4 separate regions of the Homo sapiens genome follow, and regions 1, 3 and 4 are each linked to region 2. The links are chromatin contacts, found by Hi-C or POLR2A ChIA-PET in ENCODE. All regions are on one chromosome and are shown on one strand. The core of a region is the stretch at or near the end of the contact, and the rest is flanking DNA. Distances in the headings are between cores, read along the strand shown. Region 1 overlaps PELO-AS1 (PELO antisense RNA 1). Region 2 overlaps ITGA2 (integrin subunit alpha 2). Region 3 holds the start of PELO-AS1 (PELO antisense RNA 1). Region 4 overlaps PELO-AS1 (PELO antisense RNA 1).

Region 1 (2,700 bases), core at 151-2,650, 340 kb before region 2:
ATTTGTGCTGCTTTATCATCTCAGAAAATCTTTCATTTGTCATGGATGAACTGAGATAAGGGAAGTTATTGCCACCTGGGTGCCTCTCTAATTTTCTAGTATAACAATTGGTATATATTCACCCAGTGAGCAGATTATACAATTTTACCTCTTTCCCTCAATCTAAGGGCCACTGGGAAAATGGAAAAAGTTGAGAGAAAGGGAGAGACAGGCAGAGAGAAGGTAAAAAAAAAAAAAACCCAAAAGAGTAGAATTTTATATTAGATGTTTGACATGAGATTTAATGAGTCTACCTCTGTGGTGGCTTTGTGAGAGACATCTGTTAGTCTTAAGTCCAGAAGAGATAAATTTATTATTATTAAGAGGAATTTGGGGCCTCTGAACATACATGTTAACTTCTTTTTCTTTATTAAATTACTTTAAAATTATAATGTAGAAAAAGTGGTATTGATACTGCAAAGTAGATATAGGACTGGTTACTGACTGAATAGAGCAAAGGAAGTGACTGCTGAAGTCTCCACAGGGGAAAGGCACCAAAGACCGTGAGTCATTTCCCTCTGCAGAAGCCTTGAGGGTCTCAGGGTTTAGGGCCACTAGAGATCAGGATAAGCAAGGCCCTGGGAAGGCACTTAGCTAAAAATAGAGTGATTATTCAAAGTCTGCATTATAAACTGAGGTCTTTTCAAAAAGGCAATGATTAACTCTAGGAAAAGCCAAAAGTTGTCTGAGAAATAAACTTGGAAAAGCGATGGATGTTATTTATGTAACCATAACCATGCTAACATGCTTGTTTAAAGAGAATGTGTGGTAGAGCTATGCTGGGAGGCTGAAGAAAAGGCAAGTCGGGGTGTGGTGATGGCAAGGGAATGCTGAGAAGCGCAACATTTTTCAATGACTACCAAAGGAAGCTAGTAAATCATACATAATCGTGACATATGAAGACATATCAGTAATATTATCTATAAATGTGGAGGAAATAGGGTGAAAAAGTTGAAGAGTTGAAAATGGTTGCTCTGGGGCCTAAGGCTGGAGCATTGGGTAGAGTGGGTAGGAGAAGGGACCACTGCTTTCTAACAGGGCACTTTTATCTCTATCTGATTTCTTAAACTCTGTACATGTATAAAAACAAAAACGTTTTTAATAATTAAAAAGAAGAGAAGTGGGTGGCTTAGGTTGCTGGAGTAGTGGGGATATTAGCCTGGAAGAAATTTTTGATCCCATACCTTTTATTCATTAGCTTTATATACTCAGAATTTCAGGATCTTCTGTGTCAGTAAGTAGGTGATACATACTCAAGCCTGAATTGGTTCATCACTAAAGTAATCATAGCAGTTTGCAGCAAAGAGAAGACAGCACAAAAATTCAAGCCACAAAAGGTTGCACTGTGACTCTTCTGTAAACCTCAACCCAGTGTCAGACGGCTGTTTTTTCCTTTCTTACTGCTATATTTTCAGTGCTAGCACAGTGGCTGACTCACATGGGTGCCTCAGAAGTAGTTGACAAAAATGCACAGAGATTACAGAAATGTTAGTTAAGAAAAGATTGATGAATTAATTGGCATGGATTGGGAGGAAGGAAGTTCTAAGGAAGACTCAACTTGCAAAAGGCCAAATATAACTGGGAGCTAGGCCAAATTTTATCCCTTTTAAGGAATCAAAACCAAGGTTAAGCCAGGGTCAAACCACTAATAAAGGAAAATGAGAACAAAATAAGTTCAAACTGGTATATCTGTGAATTTAATTTGCTTGCTAAGCACGTTGTGTATGAAGTGGGTGGAGTTTGTGAACTGAGGGTGTTCCGTATCTCATATATAGTCCATATCTCATATACATTATTCTAGTTGATATTTCAAAATATAGAAAAATGACAAAGTTTTCATCATTCAACTTATTTGGATGGTCAAGAAAATATAGAGACTATGTGATAAGTGACATAATCAATCAAGTTCAAAATATAATTTTGAAAAAAAGAAGTGGTCTTCTGTCTAACTAGGAATACAAATTTTATGTTTAACAGCATGCATTGTTTACTAGGTCTGCCTTAAAAAGTACCGCACACTGGTTGGCTTAAACAACAGAAATGTATTGCCCTGAAGGTTTGAAGTCTATATTAGTCCAATTTCATACTGCTATGAAGAAATACCCGAGACTGGGTAATTTATCAAGAAAAATAGGTTTAATAGACTTACAGTTCCACGTAACTGGGGAGGCCTCACAATCATGGTGGAAGGCGAAGGAGGAGCAAAGTCACTATCACAAGAACAGCACAGGAGAAACCCACCCCCGTGATTCAATTACCTCCCACTGGGTCCCTTCCACAACACATGGGGATTATGGAGCTACAATTCAAGATGAGATTTGGATGGGGACACAGCCAAACCACATCAAAGTCCAAGATCAAGGTGTTGGCAGGTTTGGTTCCTCCTGAGGTTTCTGAGAAAGAATCTGTTCCATGCCTCTCCCCTAGCATCTAGTGGCTTGCCAGAAATCTTTGGCATTCCTTGACTTATAGATGCATCACCCCATCTCTGCCTTGATGTGCACATGGTATTCTTCATGTGTGCATTTATGTATCTAAATTTCCCTTTTTGTAAGGACACTAGTCATATTGAATTAGGGGCCTACCCTAGTGTATTAGTCAGGGTTCTCTAGAGGGACAAAACTCTCTCTCTATATATATATATGGGGAGTTTATTAAGTA
Region 2 (2,700 bases), core at 160-2,659:
GGGTGGTCAAGTTCAAGTGCACTTTTAAACACTATCATTTTACACACATGTACCCAGAAGGAAAGTTCTCTTACCTTTTAAATGTTGGTTTTCCATTCCATTGTGTGACTTATTCAGGTAAGTATACAAAGATGCCAAGTTTACAATTTTCTCTCATGTCACAAACTTATTTTTTAAAAAATCTGAACTGTGATCTTCCCAGTTAGAAATATTCATTTTTAAATCCTCACTTTTCAACCCAGTTCTCAAGTTCAGATCTCCTCAGGGAGATATTTTAACCTACTCATGTCTGGATCCCACCCCAGAGAGTTGATTTGTGGTGGCAAGGTGCAGACAGACATGTATTAAAATTACCCGAGGTATTTCTGACGGGCAGTCCTGTTACACAGCACTGGTTTAAGCACACACAGATTCTGGATGGGTCTTCAGAACCATTTGCTCTTGTCACATTCCACCAGGAAATAAATACATAAATCATAAGCATGCCAGCTTCTCTGCATTTGCTGCTGCTACGATAAAACATATTCCTTATTCTTATGTTCCAGTCAACGTTCCAGACAGTACAGCTAACGGCAGCTGCAGAAATCAACACCTATAACCCTGAGATATATGTGATTGAAGATAACACTGTTACGGTGAGCATATCACACCCTTCCCTGTGAGCCTCAGGGTCTGTGATGGCATTCCACTTCTAAAAGCCTGGGATAGTCACTCTTCTTACCTACATGTATGTAGAAGTATCTTACTAAAACTTTAAAGATCTGATGTTTATTATGTTGAGATTTTGGCGAGGGTGTGTGCTACTTAAAAAGTTCAGTGATACACTTGCCTTCCTCCATGCCCCCCACTCATGTCAGCAAAGCTGGCTTTCCTAGAGGTGGTGATCCAGTGAGAAGTACAACAAAAGGGGCTCTATGTTCTTTGGGACTCCATGGTGTCTCTTCTCATGACTAAGCCAGCAGCACCAGTTCTTCCTTTCTCCTCCTGCTTACACAAAATGGTCTGGAGCTTAGGCCACAAAACTTAATCATGCTTATTTAAATCATAAATTGTATTTTGAAAAATTTTTAAAGAAAGGTACTGAAGCATGCTTAATAAATAATGCATTTATTAGAGGGTTTTAAAAAATAGTTCTCCTTACAACTAGACACTGACACTGTGTGGCATGTCCATTCATTAGATCTTACATTCGGGAGGACTATAAATGGTCCCCTTGATAAAAAAAAAAAAAAAAGCTTTTACAGAGAAATGTACTTTCACAGAAAACAAAGGCTCTCTGTTCTAAGAGCTGGCATGAGATAATTTTCCTCTGCACTGACTCTGGTTAGAATATGCCATGTTTAGATACAGTGGGATTTCCATGCCCAGCTAATCTGCTGGCAGAGCCCTGAGCATTTTCCTCCCAGTGCTTGTGTTAGGAGTTGAAAGCCAGTTTAAGAGTCTGCCCCCAAGGCCAGCTTGGCAGTTGGCCTCAGTCCACTCCTCTGGCTTGGTCAAAAAGTTATGGCCCCATGAACTATGGGCCTCCTCACTCCATGCCTGAGAGTGAAGCTCACAGCACTGGAGCCCCACTCTTGTCCAAGGGAAAATGATTCTACGCAACAGAGCACACTTCTCTGCCTCTGGTTTAGGAGCCTCAGTGAAAGCCTACACCCTCTCTTCAGACACTGGGGCCTGGAAAATCAGAAATAGAGCCAAAGGAAATGCAGACTTCAAATTCAAAATGCTATGAACTTAGCATAGGGGAGAAGTATTATAGATTTTTTTTAAAAGCTCATTTTAGAAAAACATAGTGTTCAGACAATATGTGAAACTCTACTGAAGACTGTTTTTAGAAAGCAGTATTAAATATATCAATTGGAAATTCAAATGAACAATTTTAATAAATCCATTAGATTCCTCTTTTATTGGTTTCCTCTGAGCAATACTAATAAATAACAGAAGCCAATTACTAGGTGCAAAAGTAATTGTGGTATTTGCCATTAAAAGTAAAGAAAGGCTGGGCACAGTGGCTCAAACCTATAATCCCAGCACTTTGGGAGGCCGAGGCAGGCGAATCACCTGAGGTTGGGAGTTCGAGACCAGCTTGGCCAACATAGTGAAAACCTGTCTCTACTAAAAATACAAAAATTAGCTGGGTGTGGTGGTGCACGCCTGGAATCCCAGCTACTCAGGAGGCTGAGGCAGGAGAATCGCTTGAACCTGCGAGGCAGAGGTTGCAATGAGCTGAGATTGTGCCACTGCACTCCAGCCTGTATAACAGAGAGAGACTCTGTCTCAAAAAAAAAAAAAAAAAAAGTAAAGAGAAAGTACTTTTAATGGCAAAGACTGCAATTACTTTTGCACCAGCTTAATATTACTCAGTTGTGTCTATGAAAAATTTTTTAATCTAAACAATAATTTGGATAAATTTTTGAATAAGGTATGTAACCTAAATAATAACTTCACATGTTCCTAAGTATCTGTTAATTTATTTGAATGCCTGGCCCACTTAAAAATCTGATCCACAAAATGCTATAGTCATGGGTCCATAGGGATCCGTGGTTCCCTGGGTTAGAAAGCTGTGGAAAAGAGAGAAGTAGGCTTATGACTGCCATTAAGCAGTGAGCTACAAGAATTTATCATCACTTTATTCATAAATTGATAAAGCCTTACATTTTAGCTCTTGAAGATACAAATGAAAGGAAATACAGTCACCAA
Region 3 (2,898 bases), core at 202-2,701, 290 kb before region 2:
GCAGTGAAGATCTGGCCCTAAGCTCTTGCGACCCAACCCCCAACCTAAACATTTCACAGGCTACTGGGCTGCGGAAAGCTGAGGCTGCCAACTTTGGAGCCTAGGATTCCCAGGACATCAGGTCAAGCAACTGAGAGGTCCACCCAGGGGTAAATTCCACACATAGTTTCTTCTCTCTTGGGACCAGCGCTTTAACATCTGGGTGAATCAGATCGTGCAGACACGGTAACTAGGCGCAGAAAACAGCTGGACACGTTGCTGGGAGCCCAGACAGAACGTGACCAGTAGTTCTCAGAAACCGCTTCTAAATACCAGCTCCAACAGGCTTGTAGCGTCCGAGTGCGGATAAGGCAAGAGCAAAAACGAGCATAGTTTGGGCCGTTGGGGCCAAATCTGCACTTCTGAGAGCTACTTTTACTGCTAAGCTTTGAAATTGGATTTACCCAGAGGGAAGCGTTGCAGTGGCAGCCGCAGGCAGGTAAAACTAGTATTTGCACTCACACACTCCCCGGATTCTTCACAGACAGGGATGGAAGAGAAAACTTAGGAAGTTGAAGTTTGGCATTAAAATAAAGGACTCGCCACCACTCTGTGCACCTTCTTGAGGGAGTTCATTCGTCCGGAGCGCCTCACAGCTTAGTGCGCCTGCGCACGCGCGAACTGCGGCCCCGCCTCTCCTTTGGGGACGGGAGACGTGCGTCGGGTCGCGGGACGGGGGCTGCGCATGCGCCTTCATTTCGTCAGCCCGCTGTTGCGTGCTGCCAGCGGGAACTGTGTAGGGGTAGATTTTCGCTGCAGTGTTCCCCGAGCCTGTTAGACGCAGCGCGCCGGGAGACTGAGAGAGGAAAGGATAGAGGAAGTGCTGCCCTAGGCTGCATGAGTCGAAGCAAGCGTGTTTCCTTCCCGCCAGGCAAGTGCCCTTAGAAACCGGGCCCCGCCCCCTTCCTGGCCTGCATTCCCATCCCCTCTCCCGGGGCGGAGGTGAGGACCTCCTTGGTTCCTTTGGTTCTGTCAGTGAGCCCCTTCCTTGGCCATGAAGCTCGTGAGGAAGAACATCGAGAAGGACAATGCGGGCCAGGTGACCCTGGTCCCCGAGGAGCCTGAGGACATGTGGCACACTTACAACCTCGTGCAGGTGGGCGACAGCCTGCGCGCCTCCACCATCCGCAAGGTACAGACAGAGTCCTCCACGGGCAGCGTGGGCAGCAACCGGGTCCGCACTACCCTCACTCTCTGCGTGGAGGCCATCGACTTCGACTCTCAAGCCTGCCAGCTGCGGGTTAAGGGGACCAACATCCAAGAGAATGAGTATGTCAAGATGGGGGCTTACCACACCATCGAGCTGGAGCCCAACCGCCAGTTCACCCTGGCCAAGAAGCAGTGGGATAGTGTGGTACTGGAGCGCATCGAGCAGGCCTGTGACCCAGCCTGGAGCGCTGATGTGGCGGCTGTGGTCATGCAGGAAGGCCTCGCCCATATCTGCTTAGTCACTCCCAGCATGACCCTCACTCGGGCCAAGGTGGAGGTGAACATCCCTAGGAAAAGGAAAGGCAATTGCTCTCAGCATGACCGGGCCTTGGAGCGGTTCTATGAACAGGTGGTCCAGGCTATCCAGCGCCACATACACTTTGATGTTGTAAAGTGCATCCTGGTGGCCAGCCCAGGATTTGTGAGGGAGCAGTTCTGCGACTACCTGTTTCAACAAGCAGTGAAGACCGACAACAAACTGCTCCTGGAAAACCGGTCCAAATTTCTTCAGGTAAAACAATCTTACCCAGGGATAATTAAGAATGGGCAGAGGGATTGGTATAAACTACTCCTAAAGTTTTAGAACTGGGAAAAATAAGAAGAGAAAGTCTTTACTTAGCTGGGATTTTCATGAGATAATGAAATAAAAAGAGAATGTTAAATGTCTAGCAAATTTATGGAGTAAACTTCGCTGAAACATATGAAGCCTTACTAGCGCTTTTGGCTTTAAGCCTTTGTGAGCTGATTAATGGGTGTTCTAGGAGATTATTTTGCCTAACTTTTGTAATTGTGATTCTAGGTACATGCCTCCTCCGGACACAAGTACTCCCTGAAAGAGGCCCTTTGTGACCCTACTGTGGCTAGCCGCCTTTCAGACACTAAAGCTGCTGGGGAAGTCAAAGCCTTGGATGACTTCTATAAAATGTTACAGCATGAACCGGATCGAGCTTTCTATGGACTCAAGCAGGTGGAGAAGGCCAATGAAGCCATGGCAATTGACACATTGCTCATCAGCGATGAGCTCTTCAGGCATCAGGATGTAGCCACACGGAGCCGGTATGTGAGGCTGGTGGACAGTGTGAAAGAGAATGCAGGCACCGTTAGGATATTCTCTAGTCTTCACGTTTCTGGGGAACAGCTCAGCCAGTTGACTGGGGTAGCTGCCATTCTCCGCTTCCCTGTTCCCGAACTTTCTGACCAAGAGGGTGATTCCAGTTCTGAAGAGGATTAATGATTGAAACTTAAAATTGAGACAATCTTGTGTTTCCTAAACTGTTACAGTACATTTCTCAGCATCCTTGTGACAGAAAGCTGCAAGAATGGCACTTTTTGATTCATACAGGGATTTCTTATGTCTTTGGCTACACTAGATATTTTGTGATTGGCAAGACATGTATTTAAACAATAAACTAAAAGGAAATAATCTCCACGTACTACCATCTTGATTAAATTGTGTAATTTTTTATAGGAATTATGAGTTATCTGTAGTACTTGGAAACAGAAAATGTGTGTATTTAAAGACGATGCCTATGCAGTATATTGTTTGGGATAGATTGCAAAATTTCACACTGCATGCTTTGAAACAGTTTTCCTTAGAAAAAGCTTTTGCTATCTTATCCTGTTTACATTATTTCTTTATTTTAATTCTGC
Region 4 (2,700 bases), core at 19-2,518, 300 kb before region 2:
TAAAGTGTTTAAAGCTTTTTTGGGTACCATTACGAGTTGCTTCATTTTTATCTTCTTCCAATTTTAAAAGAATCACCAAGGATTATTCTTCTAGCCTATGCTTTCTCACCAGAGACAAATGTCCACTTTTACAGCTTTATTCTGGTAATGCAAATAATTTTATTTATAATAAATAATAATACATTTATTTACAGAAGGCATTACATTAAATTTCATTGTATAAAAGTTTCACAGTATACTTCTTGCATATGATATATTTCATCCCCTCTACTACAAAACTAAGATAAAAATCAAGCCACCTCAGAAAACAAATAAGAGAGAAAAACAAAAACAGAATAAAAAACTTGTTTGTATATGTCAATAAGAACTGTGAAAATATTCTGTGCTTATAAGAAGCCCAAATTCCCTGGTATCTTTCTAAGATCCTTTCCAATCTGGTCTCAGCTTCACTCACTTTTCTTAACTTCTATTCCAGTCTCTTCATCTATTTTCATGTTACCTCTGCATAGAATGCCCATTACCTTTTTCTCTACCTATAAAATCCCCTGCCCACTCCCTGCAAGGTTAAATTTCAGTGCCATCATCTATTTGAAAGCCTTGACTTTATTTATTCTCTATTATAGGGATCAGATGCAATTAGATCATTCTATGTATGTTGTCTCTACGTAGCCTGTGAATATTCCTGAGGTTAGGGCCTAGCACTTCAACATCTCTGATTCCCCAGGATCTAAGAGACTTCCTCCTGCAGAGAAGTAACTTTGTAAGTGTTTCAGTGCATTACATGAGCACAGATGCTGCAGAGAACAAACATTAGTAATTACTATCATTGTATAGATTATGATCTAGGAGAGAAGATAAAAAATGGTCACATTATTGTAAAATAAGCTATGTAAGTGTTATTATCTCAGAGCCAAATAATAGACTCCCTTCCCTTGATGCATTTATTTTGTATTAAAGACAAATGGTATTTCCCCACACATGTGTTTAGTGACCCAGTCCTACCACAAGAAATGCCAGTCTCCTTGGTTTGAAATACTAATTAATCATTTTTTGTTGTAATTCTGGGATTTTAGAGCCCACTTACTTTATTTAACTTTTTACAAATTGGTTAAAAGAAAATAATTAAATCAACCTGTTCAAATGATCCTAGAATTGCATAACAGCTTAAATATAATTAAGTCATATTTCAAATTAAGGGACCCAGCAATGCAGCTAAAATGTTACTGCTCATCAGTGGTTGTTATTCTGAGTCATAGAATGCCACGAATTGAACATTCCTGCCAGGGCACCACCCTGGTCCACCCTCCCCTGCTGCAGCCCTGGTGTGTCACTCATGTTGAAGTCTGCCAGTAAGTCCAAGGAAGTTTCCTATAGTGTTGAGAACTGTTCCTCACCAGGATTCTGAAGTCAAGTATTTTGTTTTTTTGTTTTTTCTTAAGTACCAGTTGCCCAAATGTCTTTGGACAAGGTTTCTGGCACAGGCTTGTTCAGGAAATAGGGAGGGAGAAACACCTATTTTATATTTTAAGTGAAAAAACACACAGGAATATTACGTAATAACAAAAAACAAATGGTTGGCTCATGGTGAAGTTTAAGTTCCATATCACTGTGACTTTATTTTGGTCAGAGAGGAAGCAATCATAGGTTCTCAAGGTATATCAACAACAACTATTAGGATAATTTCACTAGACTGTTTAATTTAATAGGCTTAAAATGAAATATGCCAATGTTACAATTGAGCACAAAACTACTTATTTTCTCTTCCTAGTTACAAGTGAAAGAAATTAATGAACAGCAGGTTTGCAGTGGAATAACAACTGTTGTATCCATTTTTGCCTCTGCAGAACATAGCCCTGGAGCCCAATATATGCCAGAAAATTAAAAATTATTGAACTAGACTAAGTTTTCCATATGAGTTAGCTTTGTGAGTTAGCCCCACTGTTTTGGGGTATATTCCCCTAAGTGCTTACATACTAAAACTTAAAAATCCAAATCTTCATAAAATCTTTGTAAAAACGGAAGCAGTTCTGTACACTTCCACCTACCCCTAACACCTGAGAGTGGAGGGGATGGGGTTGGGGTAAAACCACACTTTGATGCTACCTTAAAATGTATTTAAAATCTCATATTTGACTTTTAAAAAGAAAACATGATTTAAAAATATTTCTTATAAAAATCTGTTATTTTAGCAAACAACAATTTTTAAATTATTTATTTTTGAGTAAAATCAGCACCACCCCCACTACCCAGGTGGGAGTACCTTATTTATCCTGTAGCTTTGAGAACCTATAATCTTACTGCTAAAGAACCCTGGCATACATTAGACACGGAGTTCTAGAACCTCTTCTATTCCCCCAACCTCTTAGCGGAATGTTCTTCTCTTGTAAAAAAATTAAAAAAAAAAAAAAAAAAAAAAAACCTCTGACGGCCAGCCAATTTGAAAAGCAAATTCATGTGAACGTTATAATGGGTTCTGATGTCTTCATGCATACCCATTTTATAGAACTATCTTCAAGATAATTCCCTAATCCAAGGTAAATATTTTTAAAGCGAGGATTCCAGAAATAATAATAGGAGTTGATGGAGATATTTTTAGGCGGACATTAAAGTTCCTCTTCTGATGGCCATCAAATTTCACCACTTCCTACAGGGTCTACCACACGCAGAGCCTGCCCTGTTTACATGGTCTGTTTAATACCA

What was found. Hi-C counts contacts between places; a loop is a spot of excess contacts on that map. ChIA-PET counts read pairs that join two places held with the same protein, here RNA polymerase II (POLR2A). Pooled maps may share reads with other maps.
Region 1: a pooled map shows a loop between it and region 2 (3-fold over the local background). The contact joins two enhancer-like sites. A Hi-C loop is called at or near these places in 3 of 50 pooled maps. POLR2A ChIA-PET finds 5 or more read pairs at or near these places in 3 of 52 experiments (WTC11 and activated naive CD4-positive, alpha-beta T cell).
Region 3: a map of dorsolateral prefrontal cortex shows a loop between it and region 2 (2.9-fold over the local background). The contact joins the promoter of PELO-AS1 here to the enhancer-like site in region 2. A Hi-C loop is called at or near these places in 6 of 168 maps with a recorded cell type or tissue (CD8-positive, alpha-beta T cell, GM12878, K562 and 3 more), 2 of 37 single-sample maps with no recorded cell type and 12 of 50 pooled maps. POLR2A ChIA-PET finds 5 or more read pairs at or near these places in 4 of 52 experiments (OCI-LY7, activated naive CD4-positive, alpha-beta T cell and naive thymus-derived CD8-positive, alpha-beta T cell).
Region 4: a loop to region 2 is called in a map of aorta, with 8 times the contacts of the local background. The contact joins two enhancer-like sites. A Hi-C loop is called at or near these places in 26 of 168 maps with a recorded cell type or tissue (B cell, CD4-positive, alpha-beta T cell, CD4-positive, alpha-beta memory T cell and 18 more), 24 of 37 single-sample maps with no recorded cell type and 41 of 50 pooled maps. POLR2A ChIA-PET finds 5 or more read pairs at or near these places in 2 of 52 experiments (activated naive CD4-positive, alpha-beta T cell and naive thymus-derived CD8-positive, alpha-beta T cell).

What each region holds. Positions count from the first base shown.
Region 1 is chr5:52,742,656-52,745,355 of GRCh38, forward strand. All of the region lies in intron 2 of PELO-AS1 (PELO antisense RNA 1), which reads right to left. Among named protein-coding and RNA genes, the nearest start is that of ITGA1, 44 kb to the right of the region's middle. Within about 2 kb of position 1,401, at least 3 of the 41 ENCODE cell types and tissues checked have a DNase peak (open chromatin) inside an H3K27ac peak, as active enhancers do.
Region 2 is chr5:53,086,407-53,089,106 of GRCh38, forward strand. ITGA2 (integrin subunit alpha 2) reads left to right here. Exons shown (of 30, transcript NM_002203.4): 28 at 546-635. Among named protein-coding and RNA genes, the nearest start is that of MOCS2, 22 kb to the right of the region's middle. Within about 2 kb of position 1,410, at least 2 of the 41 ENCODE cell types and tissues checked have a DNase peak (open chromatin) inside an H3K27ac peak, as active enhancers do; they include dorsolateral prefrontal cortex, where a contact is called at or near this core.
Region 3 is chr5:52,799,362-52,802,259 of GRCh38, forward strand. It overlaps PELO-AS1 (PELO antisense RNA 1), which reads right to left and starts at 1,452. Exons shown (of 5, transcript NR_186455.1): 1 at 1,331-1,452. The region is part of intron 1 of ITGA1 (integrin subunit alpha 1); the gene reads left to right. It overlaps PELO (pelota mRNA surveillance and ribosome rescue factor), which reads left to right. Exons shown (of 3, transcript NM_015946.5): 2 at 524-1,759; 3 at 2,048-2,898. The coding sequence starts at 1,034. The coding sequence ends at 2,479. RefSeq lists enhancers at 564-1,262, 1,263-1,962.
Region 4 is chr5:52,782,228-52,784,927 of GRCh38, forward strand. The region is part of intron 2 of PELO-AS1 (PELO antisense RNA 1); the gene reads right to left. Among named protein-coding and RNA genes, the nearest start is that of ITGA1, 4.3 kb to the right of the region's middle. Within about 2 kb of position 1,269, at least 2 of the 41 ENCODE cell types and tissues checked have a DNase peak (open chromatin) inside an H3K27ac peak, as active enhancers do.